Regions from separate parts of the Homo sapiens genome. Here all the other regions are linked to region 1. A link is a contact called in ENCODE Hi-C or POLR2A ChIA-PET data. All regions are on one chromosome and are shown on one strand. The core of a region is the stretch at or near the end of the contact, and the rest is flanking DNA. Distances in the headings are between cores, read along the strand shown. Region 1 overlaps BICD1 (BICD cargo adaptor 1). Region 2 overlaps FGD4 (FYVE, RhoGEF and PH domain containing 4). Region 3 overlaps FGD4 (FYVE, RhoGEF and PH domain containing 4).

The links. A loop is a pair of places that touch in the nucleus more often than their neighbours do. ChIA-PET counts read pairs that join two places held with the same protein, here RNA polymerase II (POLR2A). Pooled maps may share reads with other maps.
Region 2: a map of OCI-LY7 shows a loop between it and region 1 (2.5-fold over the local background). The contact joins two enhancer-like sites. A Hi-C loop is called at or near these places in 1 of 168 maps with a recorded cell type or tissue (OCI-LY7) and 2 of 50 pooled maps. POLR2A ChIA-PET finds 5 or more read pairs at or near these places in 1 of 52 experiments (OCI-LY7).
Region 3: POLR2A ChIA-PET joins it to region 1 with 10 read pairs in Panc1. The contact joins two enhancer-like sites. POLR2A ChIA-PET finds 5 or more read pairs at or near these places in 2 of 52 experiments (Panc1 and WTC11).

What each region holds. Positions count from the first base shown.
Region 1 is chr12:32,263,376-32,267,623 of GRCh38, reverse strand. All of the region lies in intron 2 of BICD1 (BICD cargo adaptor 1), which reads right to left. Among named protein-coding and RNA genes, the nearest start is that of FGD4, 130 kb to the left of the region's middle. RefSeq lists enhancers at 1,411-1,520, 2,435-2,484, 2,525-2,574. Within about 2 kb of position 2,388, at least 6 of the 41 ENCODE cell types and tissues checked have a DNase peak (open chromatin) inside an H3K27ac peak, as active enhancers do; they include OCI-LY7, where a contact is called at or near this core.
Region 2 is chr12:32,466,593-32,470,840 of GRCh38, reverse strand. The region is part of intron 1 of FGD4 (FYVE, RhoGEF and PH domain containing 4); the gene reads right to left. Among named protein-coding and RNA genes, the nearest start is that of FGD4, 69 kb to the right of the region's middle. Within about 2 kb of position 2,189, at least 3 of the 41 ENCODE cell types and tissues checked have a DNase peak (open chromatin) inside an H3K27ac peak, as active enhancers do; they include OCI-LY7, where a contact is called at or near this core.
Region 3 is chr12:32,420,728-32,424,975 of GRCh38, reverse strand. All of the region lies in intron 1 of FGD4 (FYVE, RhoGEF and PH domain containing 4), which reads right to left. Among named protein-coding and RNA genes, the nearest start is that of FGD4, 23 kb to the right of the region's middle. Within about 2 kb of position 2,080, at least 5 of the 41 ENCODE cell types and tissues checked have a DNase peak (open chromatin) inside an H3K27ac peak, as active enhancers do.

The DNA.
Region 1 (4,248 bases), core at 1,139-3,638:
AATAGCTTAATAAGGATTGATAAATTTAACTACATTAAAATTCCATACTTCTGTTCATTCAAACATCATTTACAATAAAGTAAATGAAAAGACCAGCCTCTAACTAGGAATAGATATTTCTCACACATATACTAATTGACAAAGATTTATATTTAGTATGGATTCACCCAGCAACTATTTACTGAGTACTTGTTCTCTGCCACACACTATTATAAGTGCTAGGGATACAGTAGTAATTAAAATACAAAACAAAAAAACTACAAAGATCTCTGCTTTCTTGAACTCACAAGAAATAGTTTAAAAGAGACCTAATCAATAAGTAAATTATGTAGTTTATTTAATTACAGTTCATTGTATACACTGTGTACATATGCAGGGATCCAGAAGGAGAAAGTTTGAAAGGCTAGGGATAAGATGTCTAGGAAAGAGGCAAATGGATAGACACATAGTAGTATCAGGTGTGTGATCTTTCGATTGCATGGTAACACCTATCAGAGAGCATTTACCAAGGAAGAGACACTAAACAATGAGATAGACAGAATGATGTGCATGACATGTCAGCCTCTGTCATCAGCCACTCCTGTGCTGGCACCATGGAACCATGAGCGTAATGGGGACTGTCAGTACATAACAGAAGTCAAACCTCAGAGCCAGGGTTCTGGGGGCAGGGCTCTAATTCCCACAAGGAGGAATGGTTTCTTACTAGAATGTGACTGAGGTATTATTCATTAACTTCGTGCTCATTCTAAATTTTTTTTTTTTTTTTGAGACAGAGTCTCATTCTATTGCCCAGGCTAGAGTGCGGTGACGTGATCTTGGCTCACTGCAACCTCCATCTCCTGGGTTCAAGTGATTCTTCTGCCTCAGCCTCCCGAGTAGCTGGGATTATAGGCATGCACCACCACGCCTGGCTATTTTTTTATATTTTTGGTAGAGACAGGGTTTCACCATGTTGGCCAGGCTGGTCTCGAACTCCTGACCTCAAGTGATCCACCCGCCTTGGCCTCCCAAAGTGCTGGGGCTCATTCTAAATTCTATCTTAGCTGTCATTATCTTCCATTTGAGACCATGCATTTTGCCAAAATAACTTTTAGATGATGCGGTTTAAGATGATTTTTTGGCAGTTTGCTTTTAGATGATGTTGTGGCAGCTCACATGAAGGAGTTTCCAAGAGTTAGGTCCTAATTAAAGAGGAAATGAATTTTTAGAATGTGGCCTGTTATCATATTTCCAGCACTATTACTGATAGTCGCTATATTGAAAAGGAAAGCCCCTGTTACATAATTGACAATGACCACATTTTAGTAAAATTTGAAATTTCCAGAAAATATAATTTCTAGTGTTTCTAAGACAAGAAAATTCTCCAGTAGATACAATGCATCTTTCTGATGAAATGACTCCCGTTCCCCTCCTTCCACCATTGCTGCAGGTTTCTATTAAAATAGACAGTCTATGTATGATAGAACTACAGGGCTATGACCTAGGAAGAGGAAGTGACTGCACAGAAATGACCTAAATAGAAATCGTGTCTGTGCTTAGATGAGGAAGTCTGTATATATCACTATTAAAAGTTTAAACAAATTTGTGAGAAGCAATGAAAGTCTCTATAGACTATGGATATAAAAATGGATGCACAAATAAATGGAGAGAGATGACACGCTTATTCATCATGCTGCCTAACAAGCCGTGAGACAGATGTGTAATTGGGGCAGAGAACAGTGTACATTCTTTATACTTTAGAATTCTCTTCTCCATTCTAATTTATGTAAGCTGGAAGTGAAGATAGAAGAGTCTGTTCTTGAGTTAAACTGCCGACCAAGACTGAAAATTTGTCCAGCAGAAGCTCTTCAACACAGAAAAATTATACTGTAATTTTCTTTTCTTTTTGTCTTTTTTTTTTTTTTTAAATAGGATCTCGCTGTGTCACCTAGGCTGAATGCAGTGGCACAATTATAGCTCACTGTAACCGCGAACTCTTGGGCTCAAGGGATTGATCATCCTGCCTCAGCTTCCCAAGTAGCTGAGACTAGAGGCATGCGACACTGTGCCTAATTTTTACTTTTTTTTTTTTTTTTTCTGTAGAAACGGGGTCTCACTATGTTTCCCAGGCTGATCTTAAAATCTTGGCCTCAAGGGATCCTCCCGCCTCAGCCTCCCAAAGTTCTGGGATTACAGGTGTGAGCCATCGTGCCCAACCCTGTAATTCTTAACAAAAGAACCAACTGAATTGATGTGAAAGTCTTAGTTTATAGTTACCTTATACATTTTTCTCCTTTAACCAAGACATTCGCATGGGAACTGCTTCTAGCCATGATGAAGTAAGAAAGGACTTAGCTTTTTATTGTGAGCAATTAGAGAACTGAACGAAGTACAGGAAGCAGCTGTTTTCAGACTGAACACGAGGCCTTGTAAGACTAATCTCTGTTAGAGGGGAAACAGATGGGATGAGCATGAGAAACACCTGGGCCTTCTGCTTGGAGGCAATGTATAAACTGCAAGTGCAAGAAGGGGAAACCCAGAGACCCCAGAGGCCTCGTGGAGGTAAGGAGAGGGGGCTCTGAGTTCAGAAGGCTAAGGCAGCTGGAAGTTGCAGAGTAGAATTCTGGAAAGGAGCGACCAGCACAGAAAAATAACTCCAGGAATCTGCATAAGGATTTGCTTAAGCCCTTTCTGTGTACAAGGTCGCACATGCCTATTCTGCAAAACATCACGCAAAATGCAGCAGTTACAAAGAAACAGGACAAGGTCTCTGCCTCTTAGGGGCTAAAATATAGTGAAGAATTTCACACTGGTAATAATTTCCTTTTTGCTCTGACATCTTAAAAATTCTATTTAGGCTGGGCATGGTGGCTCACACCTGTAATCCCAGCATTTTGGGAGGCCAAGGTAGGTGGATCACTTGAGGTTAGGAGTTTGAGACCAGCCTGGCCAACAATGGTGAAACCCCATCTCTACTAAAAATACAAAAATTAGGAGGGTGTGGTGGCACGTGCCTGTAGTCCCAGCTACTTGGGAGGCTGAGGCAGGAGAATTGCTTGGACCCAGGAGGCAGAGGTTGCAGTGAGCTGACATCATGCCACTGCACTCCAGCCTGGGCGACACAGCAAGACACTGTCTTAAAAAAAAAATTCTATTTAATTTCTAAAAACATTTTTTACTGTAACAAATGTTAGAATGTTATCAATTCTATATGTATTTTTTATGGAGAAGGTATTGTAAACATATAGCCAATCATTCATTCCTTTTAGTAGTTCAACAAATACTCACTGAGTGCACACAATATGCAAGAAATTGTGTAGATGCCGGGATTTTAAAAAGGATAGGATCTTGCCTCTTCCTCAGAGTTTATAATTTAGTTGAGGAGATATACTTAAGAGCTAATAACAATATTTAAGATTTATTGAATCCGTACATGCAAGTAATGTTCTAAGTATTTAGTACATAATAATTCATTTACTCCTCACAACAGCATTGTGAGATAGGTATTAATATCACAATTTTATAGACAAATAAATTGAAGCACACAGAGATTATGTAAATTTGCTTAATGATTTGCATTCTGTAAGTGGCAGAGCCAGGATCTGAAGCCTTGCAATCTGACTCTAAAACAGCTGCTATTAAATATTAGTGTATGGTGCTTTAAAAAATGAACTACTCTACTTGCAGATGTTTTGTGGTAAAAAAAATTTTAAAGAATTTTTTAATGAACTACTACTCATCAAGCATTTATTGGAGGCCCTACCCATGCAAAGCACTCTGCTAGACAGCAAGACTTAAATACGTGTAGAACAATCCCTCGCTTCAAGAAAACTATAGTCCGCATATGATTAACTTAAAATGATTATTATGGATTAATATTTGAAAACATCCATAATATATCACATGACTCCTGCAGGAAAAATATGCATTCTGAGTCTCAATTTACTTATGAATGAACTTTTGGAGTACCTTATTGCCAGGTGAGAACTGGCTCTATGATGTGTTGCAAATAATTATTTAGCATGCATTCTTTTATTTGTTAATACTTGAAACATGTTCTCACATTCTTTTCTGTAATACTTTTTTTTTTTTTTTCTTTTTGGGATGGAGTCTCACTGTCACCCAGGCTGGAGTGCAGTGGCGTGATCTTGGCTCACTGCAACCTCTGCCTCCCGGGCTCAACCAGTTCTCTGCCTCAGCCTCCCGAGTAGCTGGGATTACAGGTGCCCACCACCACACCTGGCCAATTTTTGTATTTTTAGTACAGGC
Region 2 (4,248 bases), core at 940-3,439, 200 kb before region 1:
GTAAATTCACAAGAGAATGTGGAAGTCAGCAAGGACTACACAGGCACCAAACAATTGGTGGGAAGAGACAAGGAAACCTTCAAAGCAGGCCGGGCGCAGCGGCTCACGCCTGTAATCCCAGCACTTTGGGAGGCTGAGGAGGCCGGATTACCTGAGGTCAGGAGTTCGAGACCAGCATGGCCAACATGGAAAAACCCTCTCTCTACCAAAAATACAAAAATTACCCAGGTGTAGTGGTGTGCACCTGTGCTCCCAGCTACTAGGGAGGCTGAAGCAGAAGAATCGCTTGAACCCAGGAGCAATGAGCCAAGATCATGCCACTGCACTCCAGCCTAGGCAACAGAGCAAGACTGCAACTCAAAAAAAAAAAAAAAAAAGAAAAAGAAAAAAGAAAACTTCGAAGCAGTCAGAAGGATTAAGAAAGCAGTTCTTCTGAAACCTGTCATGGCAACGAGAGAATACTTCGGCATCAATACTTCCAGCAAAAACTTGTAAGCTCTGCTTTTTTGTACTGAGGCAGCTGCTGCCTTATGCCTGCTCCTTTGGATTTAGGAGTCCTCACATGTCTGATCCAATCACCCTGTCTTTTGGTCCATCTTATGGAGGGTCGAGATGGCATATATGGAACTTGGAGGCTTTCTGAAACTCTGGAAGAGGTATAGCAACTCCCTCATAAGGTTGTAGAATTATTCTAATTCGCACAGGATAATTCTTAGAAAACTGCCAGACACATAGTAAAATGTGAATATATTATACTATTAAATTACTACATATTTGTTCAATGACAAGTGTATCTGCTCTAAAAATGGTGACTTTCAGGGAAAAAAAAGTTTTTAAATAAAATATTATCAACCCACAAGTCTATTAATAGAAAATTGGTTAGGCCAGGCACAGTGGCTCATGCTTGTAATCCCAGCACTTTGGGAGGCCGAGGCGGGAAGATCATCTGAAGTTGGGAGTTCAAGACCAGCCTGACCAACATGGAGAAACCCCATATCTACTAAAAATACAAAATTAGCCAGGCATGGTGCCGCATGCCTGTAATCCCAGCTACTCGGGAGGCTAAAGCAGGAGAATTGCTTGAACCTGGGAGGCAGAGGTTGCGATGAGTCGAGATTATGCCATTGCACTCCAGCCTGGGCAACAAGAGCAAAACTCCGTCTCAAAAAAAAAACAAAGAAGAAAAAGAAAATTGGTTTAAACAAACTGTAGTCTAGGTATAGAGTGAAATACTATGTTGTCTTTAAAAAGATAGCAAATGGCCGGACGTGGTGGCTCACGCCTGTAATCCCAGCACTTTGGGAGGCTGAGGCGGGTAGACTGCCTGAGGTCAGGAGTTTGAGACCAGCCTGGCTAACATGGTGAAATCCTGTTTCTACTAAAAATACAAAAAAATTATCCAGGCATGGTGGCACACACCTGTAGTCCCAGCTACTTGGGAGGCTGAGGCAGGAGAATTCCTTGAACCCAGGAGGCAGAGGTTGCAGTGAGCCGAGATTGCGCCACTGCACTCCAGCCTGGGCGACAGAGCAAGACTCTGTCTCAATAAATAAATAAAAGATAACAAATTAGGGAATTTTAAAAGATTTCTGTGGAAAATTTCTAGTATATATAAATAAAAAAACAAGTTGAATAAATAGTATAATTCCATTTAAACAATAAGTATATACTGTTTGCGTATGTATTTTAAAAATCCGATAGAAACCACCAGAATAGGCCGGGCGCAATGGCTCATGCCTATAACCCCAGCATTTTGGGAGGCTGATAAGGGTGGATCATCTGAGGTCAGGAGTTCGAGACCAGCCTGGCCAACATGGTGAAACCCCGTCTCTACTAAAAATACAAAAATTTGCTAGGTGTGGTGGCAGGCGCCTGTAATCCCAGCTACTCGGGAGGCTGAGGCAGGAAAATCGCTTGAACTCGGAGGCGGAGGTTGCAGTGAGCTGAGATCGTGCCATTGCACTCCAGCCTGGGTGACAGAGTGAGACTCCGTCTCAAAAAAACAACAAAAAAAGAAACCACCAGAATAAATCAATGCTATAACTTGGGTGAGAACTTCACTTTCTACAAAATACATGGTTACAATATCTTTTCTTCCTTTGACAGGGTCTCATTCTGTTGCTCAGGCTGCAGTACAGTTGGGCGATCATAGCTCACTGCAGCCTCAACCTCCTGGACTCAAGCCATCTGCCTGCCTCAGCCTCCCAAAGTGCTGGGTTTACAGGCATGAGCCACTGCGCCCAGGCCTATAATATCTTTTTAACAGTAAGCACACGACTTTTATAATCAGAAAAAATATTAACGTAAAGGCACACAGATCCTTCTTAGAACACACCATACTTTTACCTGAATTTGTTTGCAATGTTTTCAATATTCATGCTTCTCTAGCACTCGAGAGCTCAAGTCTGTTTTTAGAACAACATCATAAGCTGCTACATGAGCTGTTTCCTGTGTCGGTCAGCTATTTTTAATTAATGAACATTTGCTGTAAGAGATCACTGAGAAAGAAAAACACCAACTCTTTTGCAAGTTACACTACAGAAAGGTTTCCTCTCTAGAATTAAAAAAAAAAAAAATACAGCATTCATCATACAGTAGACAATGATTGAGGATAAAATCAGAGTTAAGCAGTGGCTGGGCATAGTGAGGCACACCTGTAGTTCCCAGCTACTTGGAAGGCTGAGGTGGGAGGAATGCTTGAGTCCAAGAGTTTGAGGTTGCAGTGAGCCAAGAGGGTGCTACTGCACTCCAGCCTGGGTGACAGGGCAACACCCCAACTTAGAAAAAAAATTATAATTAAATAAAAATTAAAAAAAATTTTTTTTGAGATGGAGTCTCGCTCTGTTGCCCAGCCTGGAGTGCAATGGCGTGATTTCGGCTCACTGCAACCTCCACCTCCCGGGTTCAAGCAATTCTCCTGCCTCAGCCTCCCGAGTAGCTGGGATTACAGGCACCCACCACAACTCTCGGCTTATTTTTGTATTTTTAGTAGAGACAGGGTTTCACCACGTTGGCCAGGCTGGTCTCAAACTCTTGACCTCAGGTGATCTGCCCGCCTTGGCCTCCCAAAGTGCTGGGATTACAGGCGTGAGCCACCAAGCCCGGCCAAAAGTTAAAATTAAAGAAGACCAGTGGAAGGGAAGAAAGAAAACAATTAAAAAAATACAAGATTGGTTTTAAATCAAATATTTATATTAAGCACCTATGTATAAAACACTGTCCTACACTGACTAGAAGACTTAAAATTGTGGTTGCTGTTTCTGTAAGAGCAGTAATATAACTATGCCCTCCACTTTATTAGCTCCTTTCAAGGTTTATATGAGACAATATGGTTAAACAGTAGCTGCTATATAGACTTTAATTACGTTTTATTTATTTATTCTTCAACCAACAAGTTATATACCACCACAAGGAATTCTTCTGAAGAGTTAGCAGCATCCAAAAGAGGTAAGACTTGTCCAATGGTTGGGTAGTAGAGCCAGGGTTCCTAAGGTCCCACAAGCCACTCTCCCTTAGAATGGAGACAGAATTTTCCTGTAGATCTAATAAGGCCCTTATTGCACCGTGTATAGTAACATATATTCCAGGCTCAAAATGAAAAAAGGGTTTATTTTTCTTTTACCAAACTGTAATCCTCATGACAGGTGACAATCCACACAATTATAATAAACTCTACCCACATCCTCTTAACTCACCACTCTCCTAAATTCTTTGCATTTGTAACTGTTTCACAATAGGATGCTTTCTTGCCTATTTTTATTTGGTTCAAATAGGTTTTAGAATTTTTACTTAATAAAATATATTTCTACCTAATAAAATATATGTGCAATAAAAATGTAGCTAAAAATGCTGGGCTTGGAGAGAAGCTCTGGGAGTAGGGTGGTGAAGGCTGATGCCCTCTAAAAAGGCCTTGCCTGTACCACATTCCGTAGGAGGTGTAATTGCTAATTTTTTTTTTTTTTTTTTTTTTTTTGAGACAGACTCTCGCTGTGTTGCCCAGGCTGGAGTGCAGTGACGCCATCTTGGCTCACTGCAACCTCCCATTCCCATCTTCAAGTGATTTTCCTGTTTCAGCCTCCCGAGTATCTGGGATTACAAGCATGCGCCACCACGCCTGGCTGATTTTTGTATCTTTAGTAGAGACAGGGTTACGCCATATTGGCCAGGCTGGTTTCGAACTCCTGGCCTCAAGCAATCCACCCACCTCAGCCTCCCAAAGTGCTAGAATTTCAGCTGTGAGCCACCGCG
Region 3 (4,248 bases), core at 831-3,330, 160 kb before region 1:
AGGGCTAATATCCAGAATCTACAAAGAACTTAAACAAATTTACAAGAAAAAAACAAACAACCCCATCAAAAAGTGGGCAAAGGATATGAACAGACACTTCTCTAAAGAAGACATTTATGCAGGCAACAAACATATGAAAAAAAGCTCATCATCACTGGTCATTAGAGAAATGGAAATCAAAACCACAGTGAGATACCATCTCACACCAGTTAGAATAGCATTCATTAAAAAGTCAGGAAACAACAGATGCTGGAGAGGATGTGGAGAAATAGGAATGCTTTTACACTGTTGGTGGGAGTGTAAATTAGTTCAACCATTGTGGAAGACAGTATGGCTATTTCTCAAAAATCTAGGACCAGAAATACTGTTTGACCCAGCAATCCCATTATCGGGCATATACCCAAAGGATTATAAATCATTCCACTATAAAGACACATGCACACATATGTTGACTGCAGCACTATTCACAATAGCAAAGACTTGGAACCAACCCAAATGTCCATCAATGATAGACTGGATAAAGAAAATGTGACACATATACACCATGGAATACTATGCAGCCATAAAAAAAGAATGAGTTCATGTCCTTTGCAGGGACATGGATGAAGCTAGAAACAATCGTCTTCAGCAAACTAACACAGGAACGGAAAACCAAACACCGCATGTTCTCACTCATATATGGGAGTTGTACAATGAGAACACATGGACACAGGGAGGGGAACATCACATACCGGGGCCTGTTAGGGGGTTGGGGGCTAGGGGAGGGATAGCATTAGAAGAAATACCTAATGTAGATGACGGGTTGATGGATGCAGCAAACCACCATGGCACGTGTATACCTATGGAACAAACCTGCATGTTCTGCACATGTATCCCAGAACTTAAAGTATAACAAAAAATAAATAAATAAATAGCAGGAAATTCTGTCATTTGCAACAGCATGGATGAACCTAGAGAACATTATGTTAAGTCAAATGAGCTAGGCACAGAAAGACAAATACAGTATGATCTCAGCTTATGTGTGGAATTTAGAAAAGTCAAATTCATGGAAGTAGAGAATAGAATGGTAGAAGTAGGGAAAAGGTGGACAAAAAGAAAAAGAAAAAAAAAAAAACACTCCCACCAGTGCCATGACAGTAAATTTACAGATGCTGGCAACTCCTGGAAATTACTCTATATTGTCTAAAAATGGGAAGAACTCTTGGTTCCAGGAACTACCAGCTTCTTTCCTGGAAAACTCATGAATAATGCATCCCTTGCTTAGCATGTGATCAAAGATAACCATAAAAATAGTCAACCAGCAGCCCATGGGGCTGCTCTGCCTATGGAGTAGCCAGCCTTTTATTTATTCCTTCACTTTCTTTCTTTTTTTTTTTTTTTTTTTGAGATGAAGTCTCACTCTGTTGCCCAGGCTGGAATGCAGTGGCGTGATCTCGGCTCACTGCAAGCTTCGCCTCCCGGGTTCAAGCAATTCTCCTGCCTCGGCCTCCCAAGTAGCTGGGATTACAGGCGCCTGCCACCACGCCCGGCTAATTTTTTGTATTTTTTAATAGAGATGGGGTTTAACCATGTTGGCCAGGATGGTCTCGATCTCCTCACCTAGTGATCTGCCCGCCTCGGCCTCCCAAAGTGCTGGGATTACAGGTGTGAGTCACCGTGCTGGCCTATTCCTTAACTTTCTTAATAAACATGATTTCACTTTACTGTCAGCTTGTTCTTGAATTCTTTCCTGGAGGAAGCCGAGAACCCATGTGGCCTCTCTGGCCGAATCCCAATTTTGGGGTTCACCCAGTAATAAACCAAAGAGTTGTTTTGTTTTTTAGACTTTAGACAAACTGGATAAAGAATATCAGGAGGAAATGATTTTTCCATTGCTAAAGATAAACAATATCCTCAAGTTCAGTGATATTAAAAAAAGGGCAATAAGAAATTTACATCAGACAGAAAAGTACAGAGATTAAGAGCAGGGGTTTAAATCGTCACTCCCCCACCTACTAGCCATGTGAACTTGGAGAAAGTATTTAAACTTTATGGGCTTCTGCTTCCTCTTCTGTACGATGAGGGTAATAGTTCCCACTCGTGATGACTAAGCAAGTTTATACATGTGGAGCACTTAGAACAGCATCTAAAATGTAAGTACTCAGTAAATAATAGCTGACTCAAGTTTATAATTAAGAAGGCTAAGGAAGTAGCAAGATATATGAAAATGATATTCATATATACTATGTTTTTAATTTAGAAAAGGGGGAGGGGAATTTGTTAGTGTATTTTCTCAGTTATATAGTCTGGGAGAGTATTTAATAAACTATTATCTAGAGGCAGTAAATACTGTGCAACTACATTTTAAAATTTAGGCCAATCTACATTTCAATGTCACATAATTTTTAAAATACTGCCAATTTAAGAAGCTCCCAATTTGGGAGGCTGAGGCGGGTGGATCACAACGTCAGGAGATCGAGACCATCCTGGCTAACATGGTGAAACCCCATCTCTACTAAAAATACAAAAAATTAGCCAGGCATGGTGGCGGGCGCCTGTAGTCCCAGCTACTTGGGAGGCTGAGGCAGGAGAATGGCGTGAACTCGGGAAGCGGAGCTTGTAGTGAACCGAGATCCCACCACTGCACTCCAGCCTGGGTGACAAAGCGAGACTCTGTCTCAAAAAAAAAAAAAAAAAAAAAAAAAAAAGCAGCTCCCAATTTGAGATGCTTCAATGTGAAAAAAAAATGCACATTTTAGATTGAATGAAATAGATTAAGAGATGGAAAACAGTAACAGCAATATTCCAAGCATCAGATGTTTTATAGTCTCATCTTTTTCTTTTTTTTTTTTTGAGACAGAGTCTCATTCTGTCGCCCACACTGGAGTGTAGTGGCATGATTTCGGCTCACTGCAAGCTCAGCCTCCCGGGTTCACGCCATTCTCCTGCCTCAGCCTCCCGAGTAGCTGGGACTACAGGTGCCCGCCACCACACCCGGCTAATATTTTGTATTTTTTTTTAGTAGAGACAGGGTTTCACCGCGTTGGCCAGGATGGTCTCGATCTCCTGACCTCATGATCCGCCTGCCTCAGCCTCCCAAAGTGCTGGGATTATAGACGTGAGCCACTGCGCCCGGCCTATAGTCTCATCTTTTTCTATACAAGCTGTGAACTAAAATCCAGTTTCTAAACATGCATAGCTGCTTTTGTTTTGCTTTTGTTGTTGTTGGTTTTTTGTTTTTTGCTTTTAAAGCAAAGCCCACTAGAGACAGCACCACATATGTGACTGGTAAGGCAACAGCAGAAGAAAGGAGTCCTTTTATCAGGAGTCTTGACCTAAAAAGCCAAGTCCTAATAATGAAAAAACAATGAGCAAAGAAAGAGGAAGAAAATGGCTGTGAAAGAAGAGAGGACAGTGGAAATGGGATATGATAGAGAAAGCTACAAGATAAAAGAAATACAGAAATTCCTGACAATGTAACAAAGCATTCTGGGGGCTTTCAGTGGAGGAGCAGCCAGATCCTACAGACCAGCATGCTCTTGAAATAAGGCCCTACGACAACATCAGAAAGGATGCCAAGAAAATTGGAACTGTTAAACTAAAAGGGACATAAAGAAAGTCCAGTCCATGAATACTCAAAGAGAACAAAAAGTATACTATTCTCTAATACACCCCAGCACAAAATTGCTACACATTGCTGATGCGAGTATATGAATGGTGTAGACACACAAGGAAAGCTGAGTACCACTGATGTTATTTAGTTTGCAAGCTGGGATTACAGGTCAGAAAGAGTTACATCTGGCATTCCATCTCCTCTATAGCAAAGCCACTAAGTCATCTAGCCTCTCCTTGAATATCCCTCATTATTAAGAAACTCATGATCACTGCAGAACCCTAATTCCACTTTCTGACAGTGTTGGTAGAAAATTCTTATGTTTGGTTGGGCATGGTGGCTAATGCTGGTAAATCCCAGTACTTTGAGAGGCCAAGGCAGAAGGATCACTTGAGCCCAGGAGTTCGAGGTTGCAGTGAGCTATGATCATGCCACCATACTCCAGTCCAGGTGAAAGAGTGGAGACCCTGTCTCTTTAAAAAAATAAAAAGTAAAAAATAATTATTACATTGAACCAAAATGTACCAACTAGTTTGGGGTTCTTCTGTTTATTCAATATCTATTGAGCCCCTGAATGGACTTTGAGAGGCCCTTGAGGAGCAATGGATGACTACAGAATTAGGGGCTATAGGGCAGACACAGAGCAAAAACAAGAA